Linked DNA regions of Homo sapiens: all the other regions are linked to region 2. Evidence: chromatin contacts called from ENCODE Hi-C or POLR2A ChIA-PET data. All regions are on one chromosome and are shown on one strand. Each heading gives the region's core, a stretch centred on a gene start or an enhancer-like site at or near the end of the contact. The rest is flanking DNA. Distances are from core to core; before and after follow the strand shown. Region 1 overlaps BMPR1A (bone morphogenetic protein receptor type 1A). Region 2 overlaps LDB3 (LIM domain binding 3). Region 3 overlaps BMPR1A (bone morphogenetic protein receptor type 1A).

What was found. A loop is a pair of places that touch in the nucleus more often than their neighbours do. ChIA-PET counts read pairs that join two places held with the same protein, here RNA polymerase II (POLR2A). Pooled maps may share reads with other maps.
Region 1: a pooled map shows a loop between it and region 2 (2.3-fold over the local background). The contact joins two enhancer-like sites. A Hi-C loop is called at or near these places in 2 of 50 pooled maps. POLR2A ChIA-PET finds 5 or more read pairs at or near these places in 2 of 52 experiments (PC-9 and activated T-cell).
Region 3: a loop to region 2 is called in a pooled map, with 2.1 times the contacts of the local background. The contact joins two enhancer-like sites. A Hi-C loop is called at or near these places in 2 of 50 pooled maps. POLR2A ChIA-PET finds 5 or more read pairs at or near these places in 2 of 52 experiments (H1 and activated T-cell).

What each region holds. Positions count from the first base shown.
Region 1 is chr10:86,796,753-86,801,323 of GRCh38, reverse strand. The region is part of intron 1 of BMPR1A (bone morphogenetic protein receptor type 1A); the gene reads right to left. Among named protein-coding and RNA genes, the nearest start is that of BMPR1A, 42 kb to the right of the region's middle. Within about 2 kb of position 2,508, at least 3 of the 41 ENCODE cell types and tissues checked have a DNase peak (open chromatin) inside an H3K27ac peak, as active enhancers do.
Region 2 is chr10:86,685,329-86,690,332 of GRCh38, reverse strand. The region is part of intron 5 of LDB3 (LIM domain binding 3); the gene reads right to left. Among named protein-coding and RNA genes, the nearest start is that of LDB3, 19 kb to the right of the region's middle. RefSeq lists enhancers at 2,640-3,177, 764-5,004. Within about 2 kb of position 1,832, at least 7 of the 41 ENCODE cell types and tissues checked have a DNase peak (open chromatin) inside an H3K27ac peak, as active enhancers do.
Region 3 is chr10:86,773,324-86,778,175 of GRCh38, reverse strand. All of the region lies in intron 1 of BMPR1A (bone morphogenetic protein receptor type 1A), which reads right to left. Among named protein-coding and RNA genes, the nearest start is that of BMPR1A, 19 kb to the right of the region's middle. Within about 2 kb of position 2,820, at least 2 of the 41 ENCODE cell types and tissues checked have a DNase peak (open chromatin) inside an H3K27ac peak, as active enhancers do.

The sequences.
Region 1 (4,571 bases), core at 1,259-3,758, 110 kb before region 2:
CTTTACAAAAAATACAAACTATCAGTTGGGCATGGTGGCGCACGCCACCAACTACTCAGGAGGCTGAGGTGGGAGGATCACCTGAGCGTGGGGAGGTCAAGGCTCCAGTGAGCCCGTGATAGCACCACTGCACTCCAGCCTGGGTGACAGAATGAGACCCTGTCTCAAAAAATATATAAAAACAAAAATTAAAGAATTTAAAAAATAAGCTTATGTCAGCCTCACTAGAATTCAGCATTTTAGTACACATTGTCCTGCCCATATTTTTAACATCTATGCAAACAATATTTCCAGATAAGCTCATATTTACAATTACTGTCATGCAAAACATACAAAGTTTCTTGCCATCTCTAGACACTTAGGAAGTTTCTCATCATACGTAAGTACGTGAAGATTATTTTCCTCACAGCGGCACTACTAATTTTATTCTCACTTTAAAATAATCCCTTTCAATGTCTGAATTCCTCTTCTAGTTAGTTTTTCATTACGTATCTTCTCCACATATATTAATTGCTATGAATTATGTCTTAACTCCTAAGAAACAGGACTTTTGACAGATATAAATAGAAATGTTCATTATTTTCGCAAAGAATTACATGCTTTCTTGTTTTTCTTAAAACACAAATCGCCTGGCCAGGTGTGGTGGCTCATGCCTGTAATCCCAGCACTTTGGGAGGCCGAGGCGGGTGGATCACTTGAGCTCAGGAGTTCAAGACCAACCTGGCCAACATGGTGAAATCCCGTCTCTACTAAAAAATACAAAAATTAGCTGGGCATGGTGGCGGAAGCCTGTAATCCCAGCTACTTGGGAGACTGAGGCAGAAGAATCGCTTGAACCTGGGAGGCGGAGGTTGCGGTGAGCCGATTTCACATTGCACTCCAGCCTGGGCAACAAGAGCGAAACTCCGTCTCACAAAACAAAAACAAAAACAAAAATGGCCTTATTTTAGGTTTCCCTCTTTTGATAGGAACATGAGACTATCACTCCCCCCTCGGCTCACTATATGAAGAAAGAGTCCAAATGCAGTGAGTGATGGCAACTGAGAGCCGGGCAGATGGCAGGGAGAACAGCCTACTTAGCTCCACTGAGGGCTGCAATTGGGAATACAGGCCCTGTGCTGCCCATCTTACCATTTTTCAAGATGAGTCAGAAATCTGCATTTTCTTTTGAAAACTCTCCCAATTTTTAATTGTTGGCCACTAATTTTTAAAAAATTACATTATAAGCCAAAAACATGCCTACAGGCCAAATCCAACTGACAGGTCACTAGTTTGCAACCTGTATGTTAAAGAATCATGGTTCATCTACTATTCTTTTTCTTGTTTTTAGTTAAATCTTCCCTCCAAGCAGAGATATGTTGTTTTTCTATAATATACCCACTTAAAGACTCAAAAGACTACCAACAACTGCCATTAAACATCTCTCTTTTAAAAAGTAATTTACTATATTTGCATTTTGATACTGGTTTGGGATGGGAAAGAAATTCATTTTAAATTTACAATTACTCTTGTAATCACAGCACGCTGGGAGGTCGAAGTGGGTGGATCGCTTGAGCCCAGGAATTCAACACCAAGTGAAGCCCCATCTCTACAAAAATACAAAAATTAGCTGGGTGTGACGATGTGCGCCTGTTGTCCCAGCTACTCAGGAGGATAAGGAGGGAGGATCACTTGAGCCCAAGAGGCAGAGGTTGCAGTGATCCAAGATCACACCACTTCACTCCAGCTTGGGCAACAGAGCAAGATCTTGTCTCAAAACAAAAGAAAACAAAAAAAGAAAGAAAGAAAAGAAAGAAAAGAAAAGAAAAGAAAAGAAAGGAAGGAAGGAAGGAAGGAAGGAAGGAAGGAAGGAAGAAAGGAAGGAAGAAAGAAAATGTACAATTACTCATGAAAAAAAGTAGTTATCAGTAGTTATTTGTAGAGCACCTGCAGTGTGCCCAGCACATTACTAAGCATTTTCACACTCTAGTTTTCACGAAAGCCTAAATTACCTTGTGAAGTTGATATTATTATCTCATTTTACAGACGACTTGTAATAGTTCACAAATTTCTCAGTTTTTCTTTCTCGGCATTCAGAATCCAGCAGAAATGGTTGGTTAGGGTTGCCTTTTGATAGGTATCATCAATCAATGATAATTACAACCATCTTAAATCACAGTAACAAAAATGCAAGGTAAAGATTTTGAAGGACAATATCCTTTGAAAAAAACAGCTAAAACTTTAACTCCTTAAGTTCTCCATTTTCACTAATGTTCCCTGACATCCCTTTAGTAGTCAGTTATTTTCAAGACAAGTAAAATTGAAGTCAGCTCTTCTTTTTGGTTAATATGTTCCTTTCCAGAATCTCTAAAAACAAAGTCTTGCAAAAACCAAAGCTTTTTTATTAACATAACAAGGACTAAAGGAACACCACTGACTACTGACACAAGGCACAGTGCTCAGCTCACATGCAATAAAACAAGTCGGATTCCCCACTCACATGAGCTTACAGTTTCAGTTTCTGAGAATGGAAACAGATCTGAAAGTAATTATGGTAAGTGCAACAAAGGAGATTTAAAACAGGATGCTGGATAGCTTTCACCAAGGTGTTTAAGTAAAAAGACATACTGGGCAAAATCTCAATACAATTGGAAAGGTAGAAAGACAAACTGCTCCCTTACAGTGAAGTGGTTCCTTTAAGATATTACAAGGCCTGAAGTCTTACATTAACATCTTATAAATACACAGTTCTACTCATATTTTATATGTCCTAGAGATTCCATGTTTAAGCCTTTAATTTTGATCTTTTAAAAGCCACTCATTTTTCTGTAAAACATGCATAAATAATAAACTTCAGTATTTTAAAAAGTAAAACCCTCATCAGGATTTAAGTTCTAAGGCTCAAGGAACATTTAAGTAATTAAAGCAAATTATATATTTATAAAAATAACAGACAAAACCAATAGCATTTATCAAATAATGTGGAAAGGATAATTGTTAAAATGCTACTTTTATTGATAACATGTAAAAACTTAGTATTAGTTTTTTAAGTATGGAAATTGTGATGAATGGTCTAATTACTTGGTTTTTGCAAAGATATAAAATGTCATACGGTAGTAAGCTACAAAAGCTAAGTGCCAAAATGAGTCATAATTCCCTAGTAAAAAAAAATAGGACTAAAAAAGGAATACCTCTAAAAGTCTTACAAATATGCTTATATAAGAATGATACAAAACATCCATGACCTTAAATGAAGAGGATGTGTCAAAAATGTCTTAATCTCACTAGCAATTAATATATCAAAATAATAAATAGCAAATAGACAAAGTTTTGAACACAGTCTTAAGTAAAAGATTCAAAAATCTCTCCTAAGATTTATCTCCATTTTCCCATTTCTGAGGCTTACCTACATCTAATTTTTAAATATATAAATATATTCACTTAATAATTTAAATGACAATATCCTACAGCAACCAACCCAATTCTCACTAGTCACTTTCAAACATCTTCCGGGTCTCATGCATTAACAGATTTCTTGACATTACAGGGAACCACAACTCAACCTTTTTGGACCTTTTTGGAACAAGGTCCATATTTGAACACACAGAAGTACAGAAGAAAAGCCCTCGATGGTACCTGAAAATGCTATACAATTTGAAGAATTAAAGTTCAAATTCTGGCCGGGCACGGTGGCTCACGCCTGTAATCCCCAGCACTTTGGGAGGCTGAGGTGGGCGGATCACTTGAGGTCAGGAGTTCAAGACCAGGCTGGCCAACGTGGTGAAACCTCGTCTCTACTAAAAATACAAAAATTGGCTGGGCGCAGTAGTTCATGCCTGTAATCCCAACACTCAGGGAGGCCGAAGTGGGCGAATCACGAGGCCAGGAGTTCCAAGACCAGCCCAACCAACACTGCGAAACCCCATCTCTACTAAAAATACAAAAAATTAGCTGGACATAGTGGTGGGCGCCTGTAATCCCAGCTACTCAGGAGGCTGAGGCAGGAGAATCACTTGAACCCAGGAGGTGGAGGTTGCAGTGAACCGAGATTGGGCCACTACACTCCAGCCCAGACAACAGAGCAAGACTCCGTCTCAAAAAAAAAAAAAAAAATTAGCCGGGCTTGGTGGCAGGCGCCTGTAATCCCAGCTGCTCTGGAGGCTGAGGCAGGAGAATTGCTTGAACTTGGGAGGCGGAGGCTGCAGTGAGCAGAGATCGCGCCACTGCACTCCAGCCTGGGCGACAGAGCAAGACTGTCTCAAAAAAAAAAAAAAAAGAAAAGAAAAGAAAAAGAAAGGAAAAATAAGAGTATAAACTGGGAAGAAAAATTGGAGCCACAATATAGAAAGCCAAGTATAAAATCAAGTTACTGGGCAAAAATCTGTGAATAAATTAGAACTAAAGCATGAGAGCTAAAGAGAATAAAACTTTTATGAACAGGACAAAACAGAACAACACCAACTCCCAATACCCAACCACAAACTTTTATTGGCTGTACCTTTTCTCTTTTGGAAAAAGCTCACTGGGACAATATTCTGCTAAGAAAATACAGTAACTCAGTCTCGGTGACATGGCAAAACCCTGTCTCTACA
Region 2 (5,004 bases), core at 583-3,082:
GGAGTCCCAGGCGTTCCTAAGGTCTGGGTGAGATGGGCAACAGGAAGGCACAACCAGGTCTCCCTGGTCCTGGCTCCTGACCCACTGGGAGGGGAGGGAAGGAGGGAGTGTGAACTGTGCAGTGGGTGAGGGAAGGTGTGGATGCAAGGCCCTTGAGCCTCTCTACAGAGCTTTGCAATCCAGAGAGCAGGTGGAAGGTGTTTGCTGCTGTTTCCCTGGAATGTGCCCAGGAGGAGCTCCCCTGTGCCTTTCTTGGCTCCAAGGGTTCAAGAAAGCATTTCTGGCTTCATTTCCCACAACCCCGTGCAAAGACCAGGGACTCTTGTTGCTGCTGTGACCAAGACTGGGAGTCAGATAAGGAAACTGCTGTGCCTTTCATGACACCAAGGCTCAGGGAGAATATATGCAGGGAAGATGGAACAGGTCCTGCAGTCCTTGGCCCTTGGCCTGAGTCCACTCTCTGGACCCACTTTCAGCTTGTTCTTCTTGCCACAGAAAACACTCCACAGTCACCGCAACATCAGGTCACCGCTGCATTTGCTTCACTGTGTGCAGCCCCCAGTCTGATTCATCTTTCCCCTCCCATGGGTGGTCATGGCAGGCACTGGCTCCTGCAGATACACTTCCCATGAGGATTCTGGGGAGTGGCCTCCAAGAGGTTACCTTGTCACCTTCTAGCCCTGAATAATGGCCCAGTGTGCATTCTAATGTCTGGGTCTACACTGTTCCAGTGCAGATAGGAAAGGCGGGGGGAGCTACCCCAAAGCACGGCAAGAAGAACACAGGTATGCACCCCCAGCCTGGGCCTGCAGCATGAGTGTCACTACTCTGTGATTTCTGTGACCACAGTGACATTATTTGGACAAACCCCAAGAGACAAGTACTTGCCTGTAAAGGCTGCAAGGGATGTCGTTTGGCTGACAGGTGGGTGTGAGGAGGAGCGTGGACAGAGCACGTGGGCTGACCACTGGTCCTCAGACACATCCCACCAAACCCACACACACCATCCCACAACCAGACAGACGGATGACTGGACAGACACTGCAGGGTCTACTTACGCCAGCGGTGACGCCCTGCCAAGCAGAGGAAAACCCAGCCGTGAGTGCGCGTCCATCATGGGATAGCAGAGGGGCAGCGCACACAAGAGAGCCGGGTTAGGGTCAGAAACGAGTTATGGGAATGGGGTGGGTGAAGGAGGAAGAAAAAGAGAAAAAACACGGTCATTGAGGAAGGAACCACGGAAATTAACAGCAGAAATGGGAGCACGTTATGGCCAAGAGGGTTACTCACTGGCACCACAGCATGGTCAGCTCAGCGTGGCTGCGTTAAAAGGAAGAGGAGAAGAGGACCCTTTCCAGGCATACCAGGGGAGGAATAGGGAGGGGATGGGAGGGGACAGGAGGGAGATGGGAAACGTCCTTCGTGAAGTCTCGATTAATCAACAGTGCATCAATTCCAAAACTGATGGGTGCCCTAGTGGTGAGACCAAATGATAGCAGTCTTCCCAACGTGCAGAAAACAGAAAGTTAGTGAAGAGCATTTCTTTCATTATTCTCCATTGAACTTCCCTTTGGCCATTGCTACTACTTTTAAGAGCACACCAAGGACACACGTGACAAAGAAATGTTAACAGGAAATCCCTGTTAGCTCTTGGGCTTAGGCAGCCTTGTTTTTCTGGGTACGCATGAGCTAATGCTTGTGTTTGTAAACTTGCATGGTCATATTTTCTGCTTTGAATGATGGAATTCAATCAACCTTGCCCAGAATTAGGCGAAGAGCAGCAGCCCTGAGCCTTGGGAGTTTGACTTGAAACTCCAGGACAGGCGACCTCTGCTCCCTGGTGGCCTAGAGGAAGTACTGCATCTCCAAAAGGGCCCCAGGCTCCTCAGTTCCAGCAGAGCCCAGAGAGCCCACACTGTTCCACCCTTGGGGCTGGGGAGCCTGCCCTTTATAACCTGCATGCATATCATGGCCACAAGGGCTGGGGTCTGGAAAGGCCAAGTGCAACTGGGTTCTCTGGGACTTTTTAATCCCTCCATCCCTCTTATTACATCGGTTTTTCTGGCTTTGGAAAAAAGCATCACTGTCATTTCAAGACTTTTTGCCTTGAATTGCTAGGGGATCCTGACCCAGGGATAAGATGTTGCCGAGACTGATAATCAGCCAACACAGTGGTATTCCCAAGTAGAAAACAGTGAGGAATTATGTGTATGTGTGTAAAAAAGAAACAACAGATAGACAGACACATACACACACACACACACACACACACACACACACACGAGGGTCGGGGGAGGGAGAGACAGAGAAAAAGCAACAAGGAGGAAGACAGAAAGAGACATACAGAGAGAGGGAGACACAGAGACACGCAGAGAGAGGTCTGTCTGCATGAATGTTTGCATTGCTAGCATTTTTCATCCACAAATGATTTTCAGCCAACTCTTTCTTTACCAACCCTCAAATTCCCCAGCCATAGCTAATGGGTGAATTCCAGGAACCAAGGATGTCTTAAATGCCACTGCCTTGAGGCCGGGCTTCCTAGGGCAAAAAGAAGGGGATTGCTCCCATCTGTGGGACTGATTGCCAGCAGTAGTGTGGATGGTTGGTCGCAGACCCCTTCCCAAACCAGAAACCCAGCCAGTGTATTTGAATCAATTCTCATTGCTGGAAGAACCTGGTAACTTCCCCCTCCTTAAAGGACAGCTTCGCTGTGAGAGGCCTGGGGGCCTCCAGAATGGTCCCCTTGTTAAGAGGACTGTAGAAGTCTCTTCTTCCAGCCTCCTCATAGAGCCTGGGAAAATGCAGAGGCTGTGAAAAGCACTTTGAGGAGCCACCATTTTCTGCATTTCTCCACCCTTCTCCTAAAGCTGACCATGGAGAGGGTCTGAAGAGAGGATACCCACGTTCCAGAAGGCCCTGGTGAAGGCTGGCTCCCCTCCAAGGGCCATGCCTCCAGGAGGTCCAACGTGAGGGAAGAAAGCTGGTCCCGATGGTGCCCAATGGCCCATACCCCTCGGGCTCTGGAGGCACTGAGTGGCGGTGGAGGAGGGAGGCGCTTACCCACTGAAGTCACTGCCTTGGGCTTGGGCCTGCCCAGCGATGGCATCCATGATGGCATCCTGGGAATACATGCTGATGGGCGTGTTGTACTGCGCATGGATGATGGTGGCCTTGCCGCCCAGCCCCTTCACCTCGATGGGCTTGTGGGTGGACAGGGCCGAGTCCTTCAGGGCACTGGGGTTGAAGCGTTCCTGGTAGTCGGCGCTGGGGGAGGGGTGCGGGAGTACGGGCAGGGAGAGGGAGGAGAAAAGGGCAACAGGTGGCGGTTACATGGGTGGCCAAGGCAAGGGCTGGGCGCGGTGGGTGTCGAGAGAGATCTCCCAGAGCCGAGGCCCTGAACCCCCATAGGCTACACAAGTCTCCAGATGGTGGGTGGTCTGGGTGTATTCAAGAAAATCCTTGGCACCCTCCCCCAAAGCCCAGTGCAGCAGAAGGTTTTCTTTTTTCTTTCTTTTTTTTTTTTTTTGATACAGGGTCTCGCTTTGTCGCCCATGGTGGAGTGCAGTGGTGTGATCTCCACTCACTCCAGTCTCAACCTCTTGGGCTCAAGTGATCCTCTCACCTCAGCCTCCTGAGGTAGCTAGGACCACAGGCATATGCCACTATTTTTTTTTTTTCTGTAAAGACAGAGTCTCACGATGTTGCCCAGGTTGGTCTTGAACTCCTGACCTCAAGCTGATCCTTCTGCCTTGGCATCTCACAGTGTTGGGATTACAGGCATGAGCCACCACTCCTGGCCATAGAAGGGTTTCCTTGCCCATCTTGGCTTTCCCAGCTCCCCTGCAGTGCCTGGCTCAGCCTGAGCTCCCTCCCAGGGTCTGCAGGGGCTGCCAGGCACAGAGAGATCTCCCACTACACACAGCAGGGGAAGCGCAGGCATGGGGCTGGGGGTAGGGGTCGGGAGCAGCAGCCCAAGCTGAGTCCAGAATGCCCCAAAGGTGAAAAGCGGCTCCACTGGCACCCGCAGGGATTCTGAGCAAGGTTTCTCCGTGAAGGGGCTCTTCCTGCAGGCCACCCCCTTGGTGGCCCAGGGCTCTGATCTTCCAGACGCTTCAGGGAATGTGCTTCTTCCTCAGAGCAGGGCTCCAGCTGCCCAGGCCCCCTCAAGTCCAGTTTGCTGAGTAGCTGGCCATCCTCTACCCACAGGAGGCTCTTCCCTCCAATGGATAGGTGCGCTCCCCGGGCAGACAAGATCCAGTGCAGCCCTTCTGAGGGGTCGCCAGGACAGAAAGGTCTTCAGGCTCACACAGGCCCAGCAGCAGCACAGCCTGTGTCCCCCTCCCCCTGCGCCCGCCACCGTCACCAACCCCAGGCACATCTTAAGCAGCTGCTGCAGCAGGAAATTGGGAATGAAATTAGAACCATCGGATGGAGCCCCCACTCCCACCCCCAAATGCTTCTACTCCAGCTTCACACATGCAGGCTCACCCAGGGGTACAAGTGTACCCCACTCATACATATGCACATACATGTACACATGCCAGCAGGCACACTCTATCCACGCCAGACACACGCAGACACATGCTGGGGCTGGCACGCAAGCGCACACACATGCTGTCCTTTGATACTAACTTGGCTGGAGAGTTGACTACCACCTGGGGAGGAAAAGGGCAAAGAAGACAGGGTGGTCAGAGAGAGGCTCCACCAGGGGCAGTTTGAGCGCCGGGGCCATCATCAGCCTGGTCATTGTGGAGGCAGAACCAGCCCAAACCGCAATGGGTGAGGAGAGCAAGGAGTGAGGAGGGAGAACTCAGAGCCGGGAATCACAGCTACTGGGACCCTCGGTTTGGTTCAGAGACTGACACAGCAATGTTTCCCTCTTGAGGGGTCCCCAGTGCCCTCTGCTTTGCCAGAAGAAGGGTTTTCTTGTCTATCTTCAGGGGCACTCGTACCGCATACATGAATCCCCCACATACAAACCTGGCTATAGACCCCAGAGTGGAA
Region 3 (4,852 bases), core at 1,571-4,070, 87 kb before region 2:
GAAGCTATCCTGGGCCACATGTAGCCCATGAGCCATGAGTTGGACAAGCCTGTCATGCATTATATGTATCAAAACATCACTACATACCCCATAAATATGTACATTTATGTCAACATTATGTACCCCCTAAATACGTACATTTGTCAATTTAATTTTTTTTTTTTTTTTGAGTTTCGCTCTTGTTACCCAGGCTGGAGTGCAATGGCACCATCTTGACTCACTGCAACCTCTGCCTCCTGGGTTCAAGCAATTCTCCTGCCTCAGCATCCCCGGTAGATGAGATTACATGCATGCACCACCATGCCTGGCTAATTTTGTATTTTTAGTAGAGACGGGGTTTCTCCATGTTGGTCAGCCTGGTCTCAAACTCCCAACCTCAGGTGATCCACCTGCCTCAGCCTTCCAAAGTGCTGGGATTACAGGCATGAGCCACTGCGCCTGGCCTAAAAATAAAATTTTTAAAAGCTTGTAACTGCAGAGAACAAAAAAAAAGTTCTAGAGATCTGTTGTATAAAATAATGAACAATATTGTAACACTGTGATGTATACTTAATAATTGTTAAGAGGGTAAATACATGTTCTTTTTTTTTTCTTTTGAGACAGGGTCAGGCTCAGTCACCCACTGGAGTACAGTGGTGCAATGACAGCTCACTGCAACCTAAACCTCATCAGGCTCAAGTGATCCTCCCACTTTAGCCTCCCAAGTAGCTGGAACTACGGGCATATGCCACCATGCCCAAATAACTTTTTAATTTTTTTGCAGACACAGTGTTTCACTATGTTGTCCACTCCGATCTCAAACTCCTGGGTTCAAGTAATCCTCCTGTCTGGGCCTTCCCAAAGTGCTGGGATTACAGGCATGAGCCACCGTGCCCAGTTGATATCCATTTTTCTAAACCACATTTTTAAAAAGTACAAGTGTAGAGTAGGCACAGTTGGATTTAACCAACTGCGGTTCTTAATAGAGAAACTGGGGTTTCTCTATTAAGCAATGAAGCAAGTGAGGGCAAGTGTACTGAGAATATTTGCAACTGAACAATCATGACCAACAACAGAAATTAAACTGAATAAAGAGAAGGGTAAGGACATAAGGAGAGAGTATGGTGAGGAACAGTGCAAAGATAATAGGGTCAATGGGTTCTAAGTCTCAGTGAGATAAAAGAATTGTTGGCACTAGAAGGCATGAGCCAGTAAAGTGGGAAGTGATGATCAGGGTAGAACTGAAATTATGGAAGGGGTTATAATTTTTTGTTATTATTGTATAACAGAACTGGGGTATGACCATGATAGCTGAGGTAGGGTGGAAACTTTGCAGGAAGTCAAGATATTAAGAGGCCAGGAAGGTAGTGGAAGAGTCTCCCACCTGGATGTTGAGATCAAGAACTAGAATAAAGAAGTACTAGAGAAAATGAGCCATATAAGACAAAATCTTCATTAAATGAGAAGGAAGTCAGTCAAGGTTCCATGGAAAACTACAAGATGTATCATGAGATTGAATATCATGTTTTCTATTTGATGTTAAGGAAGGTGGGAGGGAGAGTGATCTGGAAGTAGCAAAGGGGGTAAAGGATAACCCCTCCAGGCCCAAGGAAAGGGGGTCTGCAACAGAAAATTCCACTGCTTGAGTGGACTACAAAAAACAATCAGTGTCCTCCAGTGTGAACCAAGTTTCAACTGCAGAAGTTCTTATTCAGAAGCCCATGGCCTCACAAAATTCAAGAGGTTCATAACCTTAGATGTGAAAAAGATTACATTTTTATTTTCACTAACCGAACTTTGAATTTTTCTTTACTTATGAGAGTAGGCAGGATACACAGTAGTATTAGCAACACCTGTGACTTTGTAATAAAAACAAATCAGATATTCTCATCAAACTACTTGCTGCAGGCAACTCAAAGCATTATTTATGCTCATCAGCATCTAAAAATTAGGGCAGTTGTTATACTCACCCCTGGATTATTTAATAAGTTAATAAAAGAACAAACGTATTACTATATCTAAAAATGTTAATAGCTATATTTCAAAATAATTGTTTTCCTTCACAAGTCTTACGTATTTTACCCATTTAAAAACATTAGTCTAAGAAGGGGAACAGAGGCTGCTTAAAACATTTAAGAATCCTTAAGAACAAGAAGGCAAATAGAAAAAGAGAGACAATGGAAGGTGTCAGGAGTTGGAGAGCAGTGGGAGAGGACTGCCAAGGGAACAGACAGAGCTGCGGGGAAATGAACCCCAGGGTGAGCAGCCGAAAAGGAGGGAGATAGAGAAAATGTTAGGTGAAAAAGGCAAGCTGCAATGCACAATGCATGATGCCATCTGTACAAAGCACCAAAAAATGGATATGCATTTTTGTAAATGGAAAGAAAATCTTAGGAAGATACATACAGTAACAACACTGGTTACCAAGGAAAAGGAAACAGCACAGAGGGGAGAGCAAAGAGAGTAGGGAGGAAAGCAGTTTTCTGTATTGTTGCCATTGTTTACTGCAAGCTATTACATTAAAAAAAAAACTAGCTATTTTTAGAGGAATGCCTTTTCTGTTTTCCTTAGTATATCCTTTGGTATTTCTGCAGATTACTAAGGATTAGACCTCAGGTCTCCAGAAAACTCAGTGATACATTCTCTCAGGAAATGCTGTCCAAAAAATGAAACTTTCTATAGCAGGGTGAGATGGGCATCAGGGGGAATGAATTTTGCTCTCTGGGGCTGTCATGAAACCATCAGCCTTGTGTCCACCCTTCACAACATTTGACTTTCGTGTTGAGATAAGCAGGAAACTGAAAGCCTCATCTCCTGGAGTGCTCTCCTCATGACTCAAAGCATGTCTGGGACAAGAAACTGACAAGCAGGCCAAAGATTAATAGGCAGGTTTTATCAGATGTAACAGACAGTGACAGTACTTCTCACACGGCTATTGCTGGTGTACAGGAACCTATGTATGGATTTCCTCGTTTACCACGTGTAGAGCCAACTTACTGAACTCATTTATTAGTTTTCTCAGTTTGTCAATCGATTTTCTTGGCTTTTCTAGGTAGATTACATGCTTAGCAAAGAGCATAAACAAACAGTACACATTCTGACCTTCCCTTCAAATATTTACAACTTTTTCGCTTCAGCTTCTCTTAGTCCATTGGCTGGGGTCTCCAGCACTAAAAAGAACACTAAAAATGAACTTAGTATTGTTCTTCCTTTCACGGGAAGTATTTTACCCGTTGGGTTTGCTACACGCCCCAGGTAGAAAATTACCCTTTATCAGGTTGAGGAAGGTTCTTTCTTTTCTTAAAACTAGTCTATCACAAAGAGTTACTTAATTTCATTTAATATATTTTTTACCATTAACTGAGATGGTTGTATTGTTTTCCTCCTTAGATTTATTTAGTGTAAATGACACTAATATAATCCCTAAGGTCAAATCATCCTTGAATCTTGGGCTAGCTTTATCCGATAGTATCAATATACTGTTTGATTCAATTTGCTCGTGTTTTACTTGGGATTTTACAAATACACGATAAGTGAGAATAGAAATTGTTCTCTTTTTCTGGTCCATCCTTGTCTGATTTTGCTTGCAGCAGGGTTATGGCCAGCTTCAAAGAGCATCTTCTCTTTTGCATACTTTTTCTTTCCTCTAAAAATCTTTGTGTAAAATAAGAATCATCAATTCTTTTTAAAGTCTTATAAAAAAAATCTGGCCCTTTAAAGAGTATATCTCTGACAATTTTTTTTTTTTAATTTCTTTACCCTTTAATGGGTTACCATGCTTTACCATTCCTTCTTACAATTCAGGCTTGGCCCATGGTCCAAGACAATCCTTGAATATTGACAAAAAGGAAAGCAATGGCAAATTTACAACAGCATCACACTCTTTTAGTATCACTGAAGCTCCCTTAATGTATATTTAATAAAATATTGATTCAATGCTGAAGATATAAATAGGATATCTAAATTTAATCCAAAAAAGTTATGTTATTTTTAGAAAAGATAATAACTCCTAGAAAATGGGGACAATTCATTTAAAGATGAATTAAAGGCTGGGCGCGGTGGCTCACGCTTGTAATCCCAGCACTTTCGGAGGCCGAGGCGGGCGATCATCTGAGGTCAGGAGTTTGAGACCAGCCTGGCCATTATGGTGAAACCCTGTCTCTACTAAAAATACAAAAATTAGCCAGGTGTAGTGGCAGACGCCTGTAATTCTAGCTACTCAGGAGGCTGAGGCAGGAGAATCGCTTGAACCCAGGAGGCACAGGTTGCAGTGAGCCGAGATCGCACCACTTCACTCCAGCCTGGCGACAGAGTAAGACTCTGTCTCAAAAAAAAAAAAAAAGAATGAAATACATGCTGTACAGCTAAAAATGTGCATATCACAGTGATAAGAATATATGCTTAGTCTATTTAAGATATCTTTTTCTTTCAAAGTTTCTTTTGCTATTTCCACAACAGAACCTATAAATAAAGAACGCACAGCTGCCTAGCAGATGTATAATTTCAGTGTTTAGATTCCATTCTTTCTAGCTTCATTCTGCTAGAGGTTTTAGATTTTCTATTTCCATCTGGTGTTGTGTTTTTTTTTTTTTTTTTTTTCTTTCTGAGACGGAGTCTTGCTCTGTTGCTGGAGTGCAATGCAGTGGCGTGATCTCGGCTCACTGCAACCTCCACCTCCCGGGTTCAAGTGATTCTCTTGCCTCAGCTTCCCAAGTAGCTGGGATTACAGGTGCCCGCCACCATGCCCAGCTAATTTTTGTACTTTTTTAGTAGAGACAGGGTTCCACTATATGTTAGCTAGGCTAGTCTCAAACTCCTGACCTCAGGTGATCCACCCGCCTCAGCCTCCCAAAGTGCTGGGATCACAGGCGTG